Linked DNA regions of Homo sapiens: region 2 is linked to region 1. A link is a loop called in an ENCODE intact Hi-C map of the cell type or tissue named here. Cell type or tissue: gastrocnemius medialis. All regions are shown on one strand.

What was found. A loop is a pair of places that touch in the nucleus more often than their neighbours do. Peaks named below come from ENCODE experiments on the same cell type or tissue, not always from the same donor. Only the 100,000 strongest peaks of a DNase experiment are listed, where the experiment ranks them.
Region 2: a loop joins it to region 1, with 2.9 times the contacts of the local background. A loop is called at or near these places in 5 of 110 quality-filtered maps.

What each region holds. Positions count from the first base shown.
Region 1 is chr3:24,255,482-24,263,481 of GRCh38, forward strand. The region is part of intron 3 of THRB (thyroid hormone receptor beta); the gene reads right to left. Among named protein-coding and RNA genes, the nearest start is that of THRB-AS2, 110 kb to the left of the region's middle. In gastrocnemius medialis, no CTCF peak of the experiment used is centred here; a DNase peak (open chromatin) is centred at 4,840; H3K4me3 peaks cover 1,347 bases; H3K27ac peaks cover 7,089 bases.
Region 2 is chr3:24,191,089-24,199,088 of GRCh38, forward strand. All of the region lies in intron 4 of THRB (thyroid hormone receptor beta), which reads right to left. Among named protein-coding and RNA genes, the nearest start is that of THRB-AS2, 44 kb to the left of the region's middle. In gastrocnemius medialis, no CTCF peak of the experiment used is centred here; a DNase peak (open chromatin) is centred at 4,973; H3K4me3 peaks cover 932 bases; H3K27ac peaks cover 7,407 bases.

The DNA.
Region 1 (8,000 bases):
GCTATGTGTCATTTTCCTTTATGGCCAAAATGTGGGCTCTCACTTAGATAAGGCTTTCTAGACAAAGTGATGAGTGGGATGAGACTCCCAGAAGTGCCAACTAGAATGAAGTCAAAGGATGAGTAGGAGTTGCCCAGGTGGAAGGAGAGGGAAGGGCAATCCCATGTGTGGGTTTCATGGAGAAGGGAGGGACCCGTACTTATGTACAGGGTGATAGATGGCTGGTGTAGGCAGAAGGGTGAGGACAGGGAGCTGGAGAGAGATGAGTCTGGAGAGACAGACAGGAGACTGGCCGGGCAGGGCCTTTTAGGCCATAGACAAGATTTTATATTTATCCTAAGTCAGAAAAGGTTGAAGGGTCTTAAGTGAAGGAAGTAGCAATGATTAGATTTACATTTCAAAAACCACTGTATCCACTGTGTTGAGGGGGTGAGGGGAAGCCTTCATTGTCATATAGATAAATGGTAACTGAAGGTGTCAACATGGATGCTATTGCTTTAGAACTGCAGCTAGAGCAAGAAGAGGAGCACCCACTATTTAAAGAACTCTAATATTGAAAAGTCAGGAAGAAACAGCGAGCTAGTGAGAGAGTCTGAGGATCAAGTGAGCTGGCAAGAGTCTGTGAGGTACAAAGAAATCCCAGAGAGTTTTGTGTCATGGAACTAAGGGAAGAGACAAGAAGGACAGAGTAATCAGTGGTACTGAATACTGCTGAGAGGTCAAGGGAGATGAGGTCTAGAAAATGGTCACTGGATTTAGCAATATGAGGGTCATCAGAGGCCTTAATGAGTATTACTTGGTTAGTGGAAGAGGGCCTGAAGCCAGACAGATGGAGTTGAAGAGTAAATGGGAGATAAGGACACAGAAATGGTGCTCATTTATTCTCCTCTTCCCAGCCAAAGACTGGGAAGCCAAACTTTCAGAAGTTTGGCTGGAAAGAGGAGAATAAATAATTGTGAGTTCGTTGCAGGGAATAAATGGTGATATGCTTTAAAAAAATTTAATGGAAGATGTGGACATGTTTAGAAGGAAGATATATTAATAATAATAATGATAGTAATTTGTTTTTGAGAGAGGGAAAAAGATAACTCATACTGAAAGATCCTGGGAGGGAGTCCCATCTGGAAGGAGAGAGATACGTGTCTCAAGTATGTACAAGAAGGGTGGACACCTCTACTGTACTTGGGAGGAAGGGAGGATGGACACAGATGTAGGTAGGCTCATGTGTCTGGTGTCAGGACAATTAGAGTTACAGAGAGATAGGTTTCATTTTCTCTGAAGGAGAAGGTGAGGTTATTTGATGAGAGCAAGGGAGGACAAAGAGATGTTAGAGGGTTATGGAAGATGAAGTCTGAAACAGCATTACAGAAAGTGGAAGAGTATGTTGAACAGAGATATTTAGTAGGATTCAGGGAAATGTTGATGGCCCATTTGAAGGTGGCCATCTGAATTCATAGTAGCACAAATTAGCTCTGTTCTGTGACCTTTTTTGTTTTTGCAGGACTGGCAAAAGCCCTTTGCAGAAAGATAGGAGTTCTGGGTTCTCGGTTGTGATAGCTGTAACTTGTCATGTGACCTTAAGCACATCCTTCTCTGGTTCTCAGTTTCTTCAATTTTCCAAATGGTGAGATCAGTTTAGATGATACCTGAAGTCTTGTTCCAGCTCTAAACATTCACGATGTCCTCAATATTCATGGAGAGGCCCTTTAAGCTTATTAAGGTTTTTCTATTGATGCCTTTAGTTTTTATTTTAAAATGAAATAAATTTTTTGATATATTTTTTGGTATATCAAAAGGTATTTTTTGATACCTTTTCATTAAATAATTCTACTCTGGGAACCAACAAGTCCAGATGTTTATGATATTATCCAAGTAGCAAAACAAAACAAAAGCAAAACTCTGAGAAGAAACTAAATATCTTAATTTTAGGTTATAGAATATGAAATAGATCTTTTTAAGATCTATAGGAAAATACATGCTTCATAGTAAAAAAAGAAATTTAGATAATTTATATGGCTATTCTCTATAGACCTATAATATCTGATGTCCACATCTAAATCAAGTGTTGGCAAATTTTATCTGAACAGAGCTAGATAATAAATATTTTAGGATTTTTGGGCCAAATAGTATTTTTTGCAATTACTCAACCATGCCATGCAGTGTGAAAGCAGCCACAGACAATGTTAAGTGAATGAGCACAGCCCAATAAAACTTTATTTACAAAAACAGGCAGTGGGCACTTTCCACAGTTTATTCCACAGTGAATTATATAATGCATTCAACACACAAACAAAACAAGTGAATGCACACTGTTAGACACAAGTGGGACAGCCTCCTGCAGTCACTGTGAGGCCTTGAGCATTCTAGCAGAGGCTAATATTCCACAGCCATTCATTCAGCTTCAGCTTGGAGAACTCTGCAATTAGAAGCTCAGTTATGTGGCTTGGCACCTCACACTTGGAGCAACACTTCCAAAATAGTGAGTGCATGAACAATAAATGGACTGCATGGAGAATCAGGGTCTGTAGTTTTCTGAGATCAAATTGGTGACATAAATCAAAACACTCTCTTTGTATGAATTTATTCACCGCAGGGCTGGAGATGAGTGACTTTGAACAGAGAAGAGAGGGAGGAGAATGAGGTGAAAGGAAGCATGCCAAGAGGCAGGATTAGGCACAGAGGCTGGGGCCTCGGACTCATTTGGGGGAAGATGGAAAAGTTAAAAAGGGCACCCAGCAATGCAAGCGACGCCTAAGAACCAACAGGGTGGGAGGCCCTGTCCGTCTGAGGCACAGAGACAGGAAAAGGCCGAAGGGTCTGCTGCTTGATTCACTCCCCTGGGCAGGCCTGATTTCAAAACCAAAATAAACTTAGGAGAGCCAGAGGGGAGGAAGGAAAGAAACAAACAAACAAGTGGAGCTTCAGCTTATGTTTTCTCCCAACCCACAGTCCAGTCCTGCGCCAAGCTGCCTGCAACTCCAGTTCTCATGTGGCATTGAACCTTCCCCTGAAGGACTGCTGCTCTGTACTTAGTACCATACGGGTAATCATCTCACCTATGATAGCTTTGTTCCCCAGCTAGACTAAAAGCATGCAGGTGGGGCCATCTCATCTGCTTTTGTGTTGAGTACAGATGTATACATTACTGCATACGCTGTAGTGCAGGCTCAGTGTGGATCTGTGCGGGCACATCATTACTTTGAATACCAACAGCTTTTACTCTAGCATGAGTCCTGTGATCAGTAACTTACAGCTCTACCTGGGCAGCAGGTATGATTATTATTTCCTTTTTCAACAGGAAGTCATTGATACATACAGAGGCCAAAGAACTAGAACGAGGTTACCAGCAAGTAGCAAAACCAGAATTCAAACCAGGTCACTCTGACTGGAGGCCCCAGCTCTTAACCTCTCAGAAGTACACTGCCTTTTCTAGAGTGTAGAGTTGGAAGGAACTCCAGAGATCGCTTGATTCAGTCCTTATTTTTAGATGTGGAAATGGAAAATTAAATGGCTTGCCCAAGGTCACAGAGCCACTAGCTGAGAAGCTAACTTGGCCTCCTGATGCTTCCTTCGTGCCCCCACTGCAGACCCACGCCTGCTCCATGAGCATCCAATAACTCTTCCATAAAGATTTATCAAAAATTCGAGGATGGAGCATCAGTCTCGACAGAATTTATTTTCAGGTGCTGCAAGGCAAGACTCTACATGGGCTTGGGATTGTTCCTACACAAAGACAAGCTGGCCAAGTTGAATGATTCAGGAGTTGCTTTAAATCACCAGATACATGAAGCAAGTAGGTGGCGGCATTTTTCTAAACAGGGACAAGTTACACATTTCAACTACGGCATGGAAAAGAGTGTCCTTCCCTAAGCTTAGAGCAAAAACGTTCATGCAAAAGTGAAACCATGGACACTATTAGTGCTCAGACACAAAGCTGACAGAAGCAGAAATGAACATGTTCTTAACAGTGTATGTGTATGCTGCTTTGACGAGAGAGGAACACACCGCCTTAAGACTCCTGGGAGCATACGTTTTGAAGGGTCAGAAAGAATTCAGCTTTGAAAAGTAGAATTAACAGCCACTTTGGTCCAAGTTTTTCACAACAAAGCACTACAAAGTGGGAATTAGCTCTGCTTACCTTTTTTTTTTTTTTTTTTTTTTTAAGGAAAAAAGCTTAACTCCTAAAAGTTATTTCCCATATCAGAGACTAGAAGTTTGTTTGTTTGTTTTTAATATATTGGAAAGCCCTCAGCATTTAAAGGAAGTTCTATTTGTTTAAAGATAGGTACAAAGAAATTCAGTTATAGATTTAAGTGATTTGGTTTATTTCCATTAACAAGTCCTTGTTTTCATCTATACAAATAGATTAATTAAATGTGTGTGTGTGTATGTAAGTTTTAAAAAGCAGCTTTATTGAGATATGATTCCCATATCATACAATTTACCCACAGAAAGTATACAGTTTAATGGTTCATGGTACATTCACAGAGTTGTGTGGTCATCACCATGGTCAATTTTAGAACAGTCTCATCATCTTAAAAAGAAACCCCATACCTTTCAGCTGTCACTCCCTTATCACCTCAACCCTAAGCAACCACTAATCTACTTTCTGTTTCTATAGATTTGCCTATTTCATGTAAATGGAATTATATAATATTGTGGTCTTTTGTGTCTGACAAGCTCTTATCTATATAATAATTTAGGAAAATACAGTTGTCAGGAGAGAAAATGAAGAAATGTTTTTTTCTGGGCACTCGGTGAGTCACACTTTATCTCTAGCTGACCAGTTTGTGTCTTACTAGCCAGGCAGCCCTTGCCGTATCCAGCACTCTGGACTCATGAGCTGTGTGGCAGCCCCAAGACTGTAGACATGACTCTCACCAGGAGGCAAGTAGGCTGGGGTTGCAGGGTGGATTTTGGACTGCAAGAATAAAAGGTAAGGTGGTCTTCAGGAAATGGTACAATTTCCATGCTGGAAAGCAATGTTTGCCTGTAAAGCTCCTGTTTATGAGACAGTAGTCATTTTATTCACTTATTCTTTCTCTGGCTTTCTCTTTATCATCATGTCAATTCCAGCTGCTCATCACTGGAGAAAAAGACACAATCATACTGATGGGCTCTGGGTAGACACATGGCCATGAACTCAGGTGCGCACTAAATGCTCTCAGGCACTCACAGTTCTTCCCCAGGTCACTGACTCTTCCATTCTCCTAGACAACTGTATCAAACTTCTCCTGTCTCCCCAGATCTCCAACAACTTCCCTCCAGTCTTCACTCTCAGCTATGTCCTGTCTTCCTATTTAACTGAGAACACAGAAGCAACTGGAAGATAATTCCCTACAATTCTTAGGACCACATCTACTCTCGGACCAGGATCTATACCTACGTATTCTATTACCACAGATCAGACTTTACATCAAAATCACCCAGACGGTTTGTTAAAACAGGTTGCTGGCCCCAACCCCAGAGTTTCTGAATCAGTAGGCCTGGGAAGGGCCTGAAAATTAGCATTTCTAATAATTCCCAAGTGATGCCGATGCTGCTGGTCTGGGCCCACACCTGGTCCTATCTAAGCTCAATCTCTCTTCTTGGGAATGCGACCCCAAGCCCTCCCACTTAGAGACATGTTGCAGAAATTCTCTCCTTTACCTCTTGCCTCATTACTTGGCCCTTCTTTACTTGGCCATCCTGTCAACTAGCAAACATGTTATTTCCTGAATCTTCAAAAATACATCTCTCGGCCAGGCGCAGTGGCTCACGCCTGTAATCTCAGTACTTTGGGAGGCCGAGGCGGGCAGATCACGAGGGCAAGAGATCGAGACCATTCTGGCCAACATGGTGAAACCCCGTCTACTAAAAATACAAAAATTAGCTGGGCGTGGTGGCACGCACCTGTAATCCCAGCTACTCAAGAGGCTGAGGCAGGAGAATCACTTGAACCCAGGAGATGGAGGTTGCAGTGAGCGGAGATCGTGCCACTGCACTCCAGCCTGACAACAGAGCGCGATTCTGTCTCAAAAAAAAAAAAAAAAAAAAACCAAAAAAAACTCTCTAGATCCCACTATACTCTTCAGCTTCCACTCCATTTCCCTGCTCCCCTTTAGAGCAAAGGAGTTGTCCTTACTCCCTGATTCCAATTTCTTTCCTGCCTTTTTCTCTGAAAGTTTCTCCAATCAGACTTAGTTCTCTCCCCACTCTTCAAAACTGTCTGAGTTAAGCCAACCCATGAGGCTCATATTGCCAAATCCTATGCAATTCTTGGAACTCATTTTATTAGACCTATCAGCAACACTTGATACAGCTAGCTTCTCACTACCTCTTCAAATCTTCCTCCATTTACCCTCCAGGATGAGACACTTTGCTGATTTTTCTCACTGAACAATCCTTTTCAGACTTTTCTGGTTCTTTTCCATCCAGCCTTTACAAGCTACAAGACTTACGCCTGGGATACCTTTTATTCTTCAGTTCTCTATCTGTACTTACTCCCTTGGTGATCTCATTCTGTCTCAATGGCTTTAAATATTATTCATAAGGTTACATTTCCCAAATATGTGTCTCTATAGACCCCAGACCTCTCCTTGAACTCTAGACTTGTATATCTAATTGTCTACTTTAATAAACTTGATATGTCCAAACTAGATTACAGAGCTTCCCCAGGCCTCCCTTAAAAGTCAAACAAACAAACTTGTTCCATCCTCTGTCTTCCTTAATCACTATAAATGATGATTCTAAATAATTCAGAATCAAAACATTCTTTCTACCTCCATCATTACTGTTATCATCTCTCACCTGGATTTTTATAATAACCTGGTCTTTCTGCTTTCATCTTTGTCCCCCAACATTTTATTCTCAACATAGCAGCCAGAGGTAGTCTTTTTAAAACATAAATTATGTCCCATGACTCCACAGGGCAAATTATATGTCAGTTCATTTGATCCCTGGGTGCCAAACCCTGCAATGGTTTTCCTATCACACTTGGGGTAAAAACCAAGTTCCCCACTCCCTCTGATTGTGTCTTCAGCTGTTGTTCCTCACTCACTCCATTCCAGTCTTGCTGAACTCCTTCTGTTCCTCAAACATATCAAGGGTTGCTCTCACCTCAGGACTTTTGAATGTGAGCTCTCTGCAAAGCTTCTCTCCCAGATACTGTCAGAGATCTTATACCAACACCTTCTTTAAGTCTTTGCCCAAATGTTACCTTTCAATAAGATTTTGCCTAATCACCCATTTAAATTACACCTCTCTTCCTAATCACTTTTCCACTTTCTCTCCAGAGAGCTTTTCACCTTTGAATATACTTCTAATATACTGCCTATTTTCCCCTACCCCCTACTAGACGGTAAACACCATGAGGAAGGGATTTTTTTATTTTTTTTTCTATTTTGTTAATTACTCTATCTCTAGAAACTACAATGGTGCTGGGCACACAGCAGATACTCAATACATTTATGTGTAGAATTTGATTCTTGCAAATATTCTTTCATCCAGTTTAGGTGGCTGGCGAAAACTGAACATGTCTTCTAGAGTATCTGGGCCCAGCATTGAAAGACAATAAATATTAGTGTGACATACAGGGGTAAACCATTCCATTTTTGGCTTTAAACATAATAGAAGGGGACATTATTCTTGAGCTTTTTTATGCCTTTCAGTCATTTATGTGCAACATTAAAATATTTTGCTACTTTTGGCATTCTTCCAATCCCACCTTGCCTGCTGGACTGCTTCCAATTTTCTTCTCTCTCCTTTCCTGTTCTTTTTCACCCAACAGCTGCCATGTACCGAATGTGTATGCCAGACTCTTTATACACATTATCTTATTTAATCCTTACAAAACCACTGTGAATTAGGGAGCATTATCTCTGTTTACCAAATGAGGAGACAGTTGCACAGAGAGGTAAAGTGGCTTGCTCAAGATCACATAGTTAACAAGAAGTTGAAGCAGAATGTGTCAGATCCTAAAGTCCACGCTTTTAAAATTATATTATGATGTCACCAATATG
Region 2 (8,000 bases), 64 kb before region 1:
TCTATTCAATTTATAGGGACTTGAGGGTCTGGCCTACAGAAAATGGGAAAAAATGTAATAATATGATGAAAAATTTCTGACACTAACCTTCCCTGGTGGCAAATTTTACTTCCTTAAATATCTTTACTGCACATGGATATAGAGAGCAAAAATGAGCAAGCTAATATATATATATATACATATTTGTATGCATGTTGTACACATTAAAAAAACAATCCATCTGGTCATCCATATTTTCAGAAATTCTTAAGCTACTGTTTGTCAAAATTAGAAAAAATATAATATAAATATGTGAGTCCTCCTTTTCAGAGTTTATATGGTCTTTTTAAAGTGATCATAATTCACAAATTTATATGTGAATTTTTTTTAACAGTGAAATTACGAGAAGACCATGGATACCCATATCCCTGGGGCTTAGAGAGACATGTCTATCCTGACCTGTGCACAGCACACTGAATTTTAAGCTGACTTTCAAACATTTAAAGTGAATTTTAAATTATTTAACATGAGGGTTAAAAATGCTTTAGGTTTTCATAAGCACCCTCTCGAAAGCTACCAGATGTCTTCAGCTAATGTTGGTTAGGATGGTTTCTCTAAAAGTGTAAATTACTCAGTCACTTTTGAAAGTTGCATTTACCCTTCCGGGTTTTCATATTACTATGAGAAAATGCCAATGCCCATGCACATTGTATTTCTACTCCAGGAGAAAACCATGAACAATAGTAACAAAGTAACAATCAACACACGATTCCTTTGTCATAGTAAATGGAAATGCTGTGGCTTGAAATAGCTTACTTTGGCCAGTAAGCAATAAGTCTCCTTTTAAAAATTGTACACTGTGCTAGCTTTTGGGTGTAACATTTGATCTTATTCAGAGAAGAGCTCTGAAAATTCACTGTATGCAAAGGGCTGTGCTAAGCATTGTATTAGGCACATTATATAAACATAGATTCTTCCTTTTCAGAGTTTATATGGCATTATTCATTGCATGGTAAATCAAAAAGGTGTGGACTTCTACCACTTTCGACTGTGCTAGCTACTGGTGCAATTACAGGCACTTATTCTCAGTAGCCATTAAAAGGCAACAACAGATTGAGATCTTGAAAGATCGTATTGCATTTCGAGCTAAACATATCCATGTGTAACTCATTCAAGTACCTTTATCCATAAGGGCTTGAGGTTTTTCATGAGCTAAATATAAAGTTACTGGGGGCAGGGGTTAATTCTGGGCCTAATGAGATTGATTTTATTTCTACAGACATGAAAATTCTTCTCAGCACACATGTTTTTATGGTGTCTGCTTTATTTTCAGATACTCTAAATCCTCAGCAAATTGCATCTCGCAAAGCTTAATTTAAATAAGGTTAAAGTTCTCAAACTATTTTGAAAAGCCTTTAAGATGTGATTTTTCTGCAGAAAATTCCTAAAATTTGGTATTAATTCCCTTGACCCCACAGAAATTAAGAAAAACAGCCAAACTGGGTAGTCATTACTCCCTAGGGAAACAATGCTTGGCTGAGAGATGCTAACAGGGGCTCCACTCCAAGAGGACATTGCCCCTTAAAGTGCAGCCTATTAAAGCTTGCTTACCATGTCCCTTGGGCCAGCAAGAAGGGGTTTTTTTCTAAGCAAGGAAGGCTACACTTGGGGTGAGGTAAGGGATAGGATTGCTTTCATTTTCCAAAGAAAAGCAGCTGAGATGGTTTGGGAAAAGGGCTTCATTCATGGGAGGCAATTACAAGCTCATAATTACTGTCTGTAATTACATTCGTAATAATGATATTCAGTTGCTTAACTGGCAGGTTTATTGGTTGGGGCACTGCTGGGAAACCTGGAGACTGAGAAGTCCCGGTTGGGTCATGAGAAAACTCAACAGGAATTTATTTAAGGAGGATTCTTGATTCTGATCCTCGCAAGAACAGAGGGGCAACATGCAATTCCTATGCCATTCCCAAGGAAGGATGAGACTCCCATGACACTGGGGTCCTTGAATTCTACCTACTGGATATACTGTTGTTGGTGAGAACTGCAAGTTACCTCCACATACCTGTGGTTGGCAATAATGGTCTTCAGTAATTTCCTATGTCTAATGCCCATATCCTTTTGTTCCTTCAAAGCTCACACAAATGGGATATTTCTTTTTAGGGAGATTAACATCCCAAAAGGTTAAGTCAGTGATTCTCAAAGTTTGATGTGTATCAGTATCACCTGAGGCACTATTAAACAACACTGAAGACCAGGCTTTTTGAAATTTGGATAGGGTGTGGGCATGCATAGATCTATCAAGTTCTCCAGGTGATTCTGATACCCAACAGAGTTTGAGATCCACAGGGTTAAGATAAATTTAAGGTAAGAAAATAAATTAGTGACAGATTTTGAATAAGCGTGTAGTTTCTTCAGACTCCAATATTTTACACAACCTCAGAGTAAATTTTCATTATCATTCAAAAAGTCATCCATTGTTTTGAGGTCTACTGAGTGACGCCTTAAAAGTCAGGTGTTAATTAGATATTATCTTGTAGATTGCAGGTATGGATGTAAATAAGTATTTACTCAGATTGCAGGTATGGATGTAAATAAGTATTTACTCAAAAAGCCTGTTGTCACTTGGAAAACAGTGTGGAGATTCCTTAAAGAACTAAAAGTGGGTCTACCGTTTGATCCACCAATCCTACTACTAGGTATCTACCCAGAGGAAAAGAAGTCATTATATGAAAAAGACATTTGCACACACATGTTTATAACAGCACAAATTGCAATTGCAAAAATATGGAACCAGCCCAAATGCCCATCAATCAACTCATGGATAAAGAAAATGTGATATATATGTATACACCATGGAATACTACTCAGACATAAAAAAGAATGAAATAATGACATTCATAGCAACCTGGATGCAAGTGGAGACTATTATTCTAAGTGAAGTAACTCAGGAATGGAAAACCAAACATCATACGTTTTCACTCATGTGTGGGAGCTGGGCTATGAGGATGCAAAGGCATAAGAATGATACATTGGACTTTGGGGACTTCAGAAAGGGTCAGGGTGATGAGGGATAAAAGACTACACATTGGGTACAGTGTACACTGCTCAGGTGGTGGGTGCACCAAAATCTCAGAAATCACCACTGAAGAACTTATTCATGAAACCAAACACCACATGTTCCCCAAAAACCTATTGAAATAAATAAAAAATTAAAAATAAAAGCCTGTTGTTCTGAGCATTATCTGGGACACAATGCACACAGTAGTAGAAGTAATATTTTTTTTTAAAAAACGAGCATTCTAGAAACGATCATATCTTGTTATTCATATAAATTATGAACCGTTTACTCTTTAATGAATCCCAGCTAACATCTGGCTTTCAATACTTCACATTCTAGACATCAACACAATTAATCAATTTAATTAGTTATGGTGAATTAAAAATAAGTAGAACAAAATAAAATAATAACTAGATAGGGACATGTGAACTGCATTGGCTTGTGTGTCTCAAGGGAGTTTAGGCTTGAATGATTAGGTTTGCATTCGATGACCATCATTCTGATGGCTTTGATTGACACAACACTGATCCAAAGTGTTCTTTTGCAAAAGAGAAACAAACATAAATCGCATTAACATAACTACTTACATCCTATCTCTGGATATTTCATTAAAGATGATAGAAAATAAATCTGTCCATCAAAGAAGGGAGAATTAGATTAAAATATTCAAGTATTTCAGGACACAAGAGCGAGCTGATACCTTAGAAAAGAGCTAAAGCAAAGGAAATAGGATTATGACAAAGTGGTCAGAAGGGGTAAGCTGCGTAGGCTGGGATTTCATGGCACTCATTGCAAGAGTTTAGCTTGCATTAAAAGGCCATTAATATTAGGTACTGAGACTGACTGCAAACCATATTCTGCATTAGGGGTGTGTGTATAAAACGTGCTTTGTAAACCCAGAGAGTGTGTAGAATTATCATTGTGTAGCATCAGACTATTAGGTATGAAGCCTCAAATTTCCATTTTAATTTTTTTACTTCAACCCATAAGGTTTAGCCTTGCTGAATTCTCAGACTATGTACGCCTCAACTGATTTTTTTTTAGAATCGTGCAGGACAGGAGAATAATGTTTGGTTGAGCATTTACTATGAGCCAGGAACTGAGCTAGACACTTTATCTTCACAAACATCCAGGGAATATATACTGCTTAACTGACAAGGAACCTAAAATTAAGAGAAGCACTTCACCTGCTCCTCTTTGCCTTTTGTGCTATTAACCGATATGTTCTCCTTATCGCCCTTAGTTTGATGAGTAGTAATTGACCTATTAATAGCTATTGTTTTATTTGTGCTTTGAAAGTTCTTTAGAAATTGTACTTACTACCTCATTTAATTTTCCTGTTACTCATTTATATTCATAACAAGTCTCCTTGCTTTTGCTCTCAGCCACTTATAATCTATTTTCCACAGAGCAGCCAGAGTGAGCATTTAAAAGTATAAATAAGAGTGTATTTCTCTGGTTCTTAAAATAATCTGATGACTTCCCACCAATATTAGAATAAAATCTTCAGGCCTTACAGTGGCCTCAAGGCCCCACTGAGCCTCCCTCTGGCTGAGCTCCTCACCCATGGCTCTGCCCCCTTCTCTCTATCCTCCAGCCACATGGGCTGCCTCTAACATAGGAAGCCCATTCCCACAGCAGCATCTTGCAGAAGCTCTTTCCTATGCTGCAGTGCCCCTGTCCAAATCCTTATATCACCAGCTCCCTGTCATTGAGGTTTGAGGGAGGCCTTTCCTGACCAGCTCTCCAACCATTTTCTCTCTATCATCTTACTTTAGGTTCTTCATCATACTTGTCACCAATGGGAACTGTTTTGTCTGTCCTCACTGGAAATGTAAGCATGACAGAAATAGGGATGAGCACTGTTGTGGTCATTACTGTGTCTCTAGCACTTGCAAAAGAGCCTTATGAATAACAGGTGCTTGGCAAAATTTGTATGGGGGTGGGGAATGTGGACAGAATTATCATCCCTGTTTTACATGTGTGGAAACTGAATTTAGAAAGTGATGTGGATGTACATGATGGAACTGGACTCAAACCCAGGTCTTCTGACTCTAAAACCTGACCTGACCTTCTATAGTTCAGTTAAAGTTGCTTCTGGTTGCCAAGGACTGTAAACTTTGACCTAGTCCAGAAGCCATTTGAAGGAATGGCTCATCCCTTATATTTCTTGGTAGCCTCGTGAGAGGTGGTCATTAGAGAGGCCAAAAAAATAAAAATAAAAATAAAAAAAGTTGCTTCTGGAACTTTAGAGATGTGGGTTTTCTGTAAAATGGGAATATACTATTGTTTTGATGACCAAATAGGTTTATATATAAAAAGGTCTTAGAACAGTGTCCTGCACATTGTAAGCATGCACTAATTGTAAGTTCTTCACTTATGCATCCACATGACCTCTCTTCCCTTGCCTTACTCTCCAAACTCTTCTCCTCTAAACATGATTTTTAAAGAGCATTCCCCCCACCCCAAAAAAAAGAATTTCATAAATGACTCCATACCACTATATTAATGGCTAAGAACCTGGGATGAGTCACCTCACAGCAGAAGTTGTGTTTTAAAGAGGATGCCTGGAAAGCATTGGGCCATGGCCCAAGGAATGTATCTCTAAAATTGGATTCCTAGATTCTGTGCAAGGCAAATGGGAGAAGAATTTTGGTGAAGTGAGCATTTCCTGTTAGGTTTGCCTGACCATCATTTTATCTGGCTTGATTAGCTTGGTAGCTCAAATAACATAACAATGAAGACACACATTTGATCCTTACTCAACCTTCAAGGTCTAGTTCATCATTTAAGCTTTCTTGAAGCAATCCATCCACCCTCCAAACTTCCATCCCACTTTCCATGTATCTCTCTCCTCCATGTGCTACCTTCTACCTTGTGATATATCCATTTACATACATGTATATAATTTTCTTAACACTCATAGTGGCTAGCACAACATCTGAAGTAATATTTATTGTCCTCTCATAACTTTGCAAAGAGAAAACTATTTCCTAGGCACATAATCCAGTAACTTTGCAAACACAAAACTATTTCCTAGGGACATAATTCATGCCCAGTTTCTTATCCAAAAGCCACTGGTCTGCTAGGAGGACTCATCATTACAAGCAATTCAATATGGACTACCAATAGGATTGTTCTCCCAGAAGTGCTGGTGAAAATGAAACCTATTTTGCTTTTCAGAGGCAGGAAAAGATAGTGGGTAAGAATATGGGCTCTGCTTGCCAAGGTTCAAATTCTGACTCTGCCATATATTAGCTGTGGTTTGGGGCAAATTGCTCTACCTCTTTGAATCTCTCTCCTGAATTATCCATAATATTTGTCTATGTCTCTTCTATAAGGCAAGAACTTACCATGTCCTCCTTGTATCATGTAAATGGTACATGCGCCCTTTTCCCTCTTATTGGACTCTAATCAATGTATCCATCTCTTAATCTCCACAGGTCTAAGCACAATGCTATAACATGATGGGACCTCAATAAATATTATTTGGAAATAATTGAACATAATAAGAACAGATCAAAATACCCCGAAACTGAACAGAGCACATACAGGTTTTTATTCATTTAGGAATTTCTATTTACTGAGCAATAATGTGCTCTATGCAAGGCAGAGTCAGCCATAACTGGTTAGCATCAAAGTTCTGCAACAAAAGGCAGCTCAGCCATCAACAGATACTGTAGCATAGCCTTAGACAAGCTCTGTGAGCAGGGAAGACAGAAAGGGCAGCTAGATGGCTTTATTCTTCCTTGTCCTCAGGCTGTGTAAACCAACCGTGTTTTTACTTTGGCATTTGTATCGGATGCCGGAGCTGGTATCTCAAGGCCATCTTTCTAAGACCTCTGAAACACTGACTTAATCGGTTAGTCCACTAACATCTGGGATGGGGTGAGCTGGTCACCAGAGGGCAGGCTCCTGGCTTGTGTTTCCCAGTGCCTTTGAATCTACCCAGGTGGCTTTGCCTGGCCTGGGAACTTTTAACAGTAGCCTGAAGCTGCAGTGCCTGCTCGCTTCCATTTATGTAGGTCTCTGCAGGAACTCTGCCCCAGCTGATGCCATGAGACTTGTAAATTTGGAATATTCGGACAAGGGAGGAGAGACATCTCCAAAATAGTGAAAAGTTAAATTGTTGGCTGTTTCTAAAGGAAATCTGCTATTACTACATTCAAGAATTGCTATGGAAGCGTTATAGGTTATAGGACCTCACAGTGTTGGTGTGAAAGTACTTCACAATGTTGATGTGAAGAATACATGAGCCAACACATGGACAAGGTCTAGCCTTGTGCAGAAATACAGTAAGTGTTCAAAGTGTCTCCCCCCGCCCCCCCCCCCCCCTTTTTTTTTTAACTACTAGTAATTACAGAGACCAAATCCACAATTCTCAACTGGTGGGAAGGAGCCTGTAGGATCTATTCTCATGCTTCCCCTTTCTCTCAATTTACACGAACATTCTGGACTCTCCCAGCTCAGTTTCAGTCCTATCCACACAGCTTTCCCTTACTATTCCAGTCTGTGGTGAGTTCTTTTTCCTTTAAAATACATTTCTTATTTATTCTAAGCTCATGCAATCATGATCATTTCTGAGCTCTTGTTGGTGTATGTTAGTGTTCCCAAAATGAAGACTTAGATAGCTCTTGAGACTGTGAACAGATCCTACTTTGGTATTCTCAACAATTTAAGCCTGCAAAATGGAGTGAAATATTCTGGTCATTGTTAGACTCATGGAGGCATGGGTCATAGCTGGGGAGGGTGTGTCTTCCTGGCCACTGGCTCCTAAGGGAATTGAGGATAGAGTGGATGAGAAAGGGAGGGAACCATATTCATTATTTTGTACAAGGTAGCTGAAGGGCATAATCATAATAATGTTAGTGATAGCTCAGATTTATGGAGCATTTATTTAAGTCAGGCTACATAGACTAGGCTCCATAAATTAAAATTACTACCAACTGAACACCTA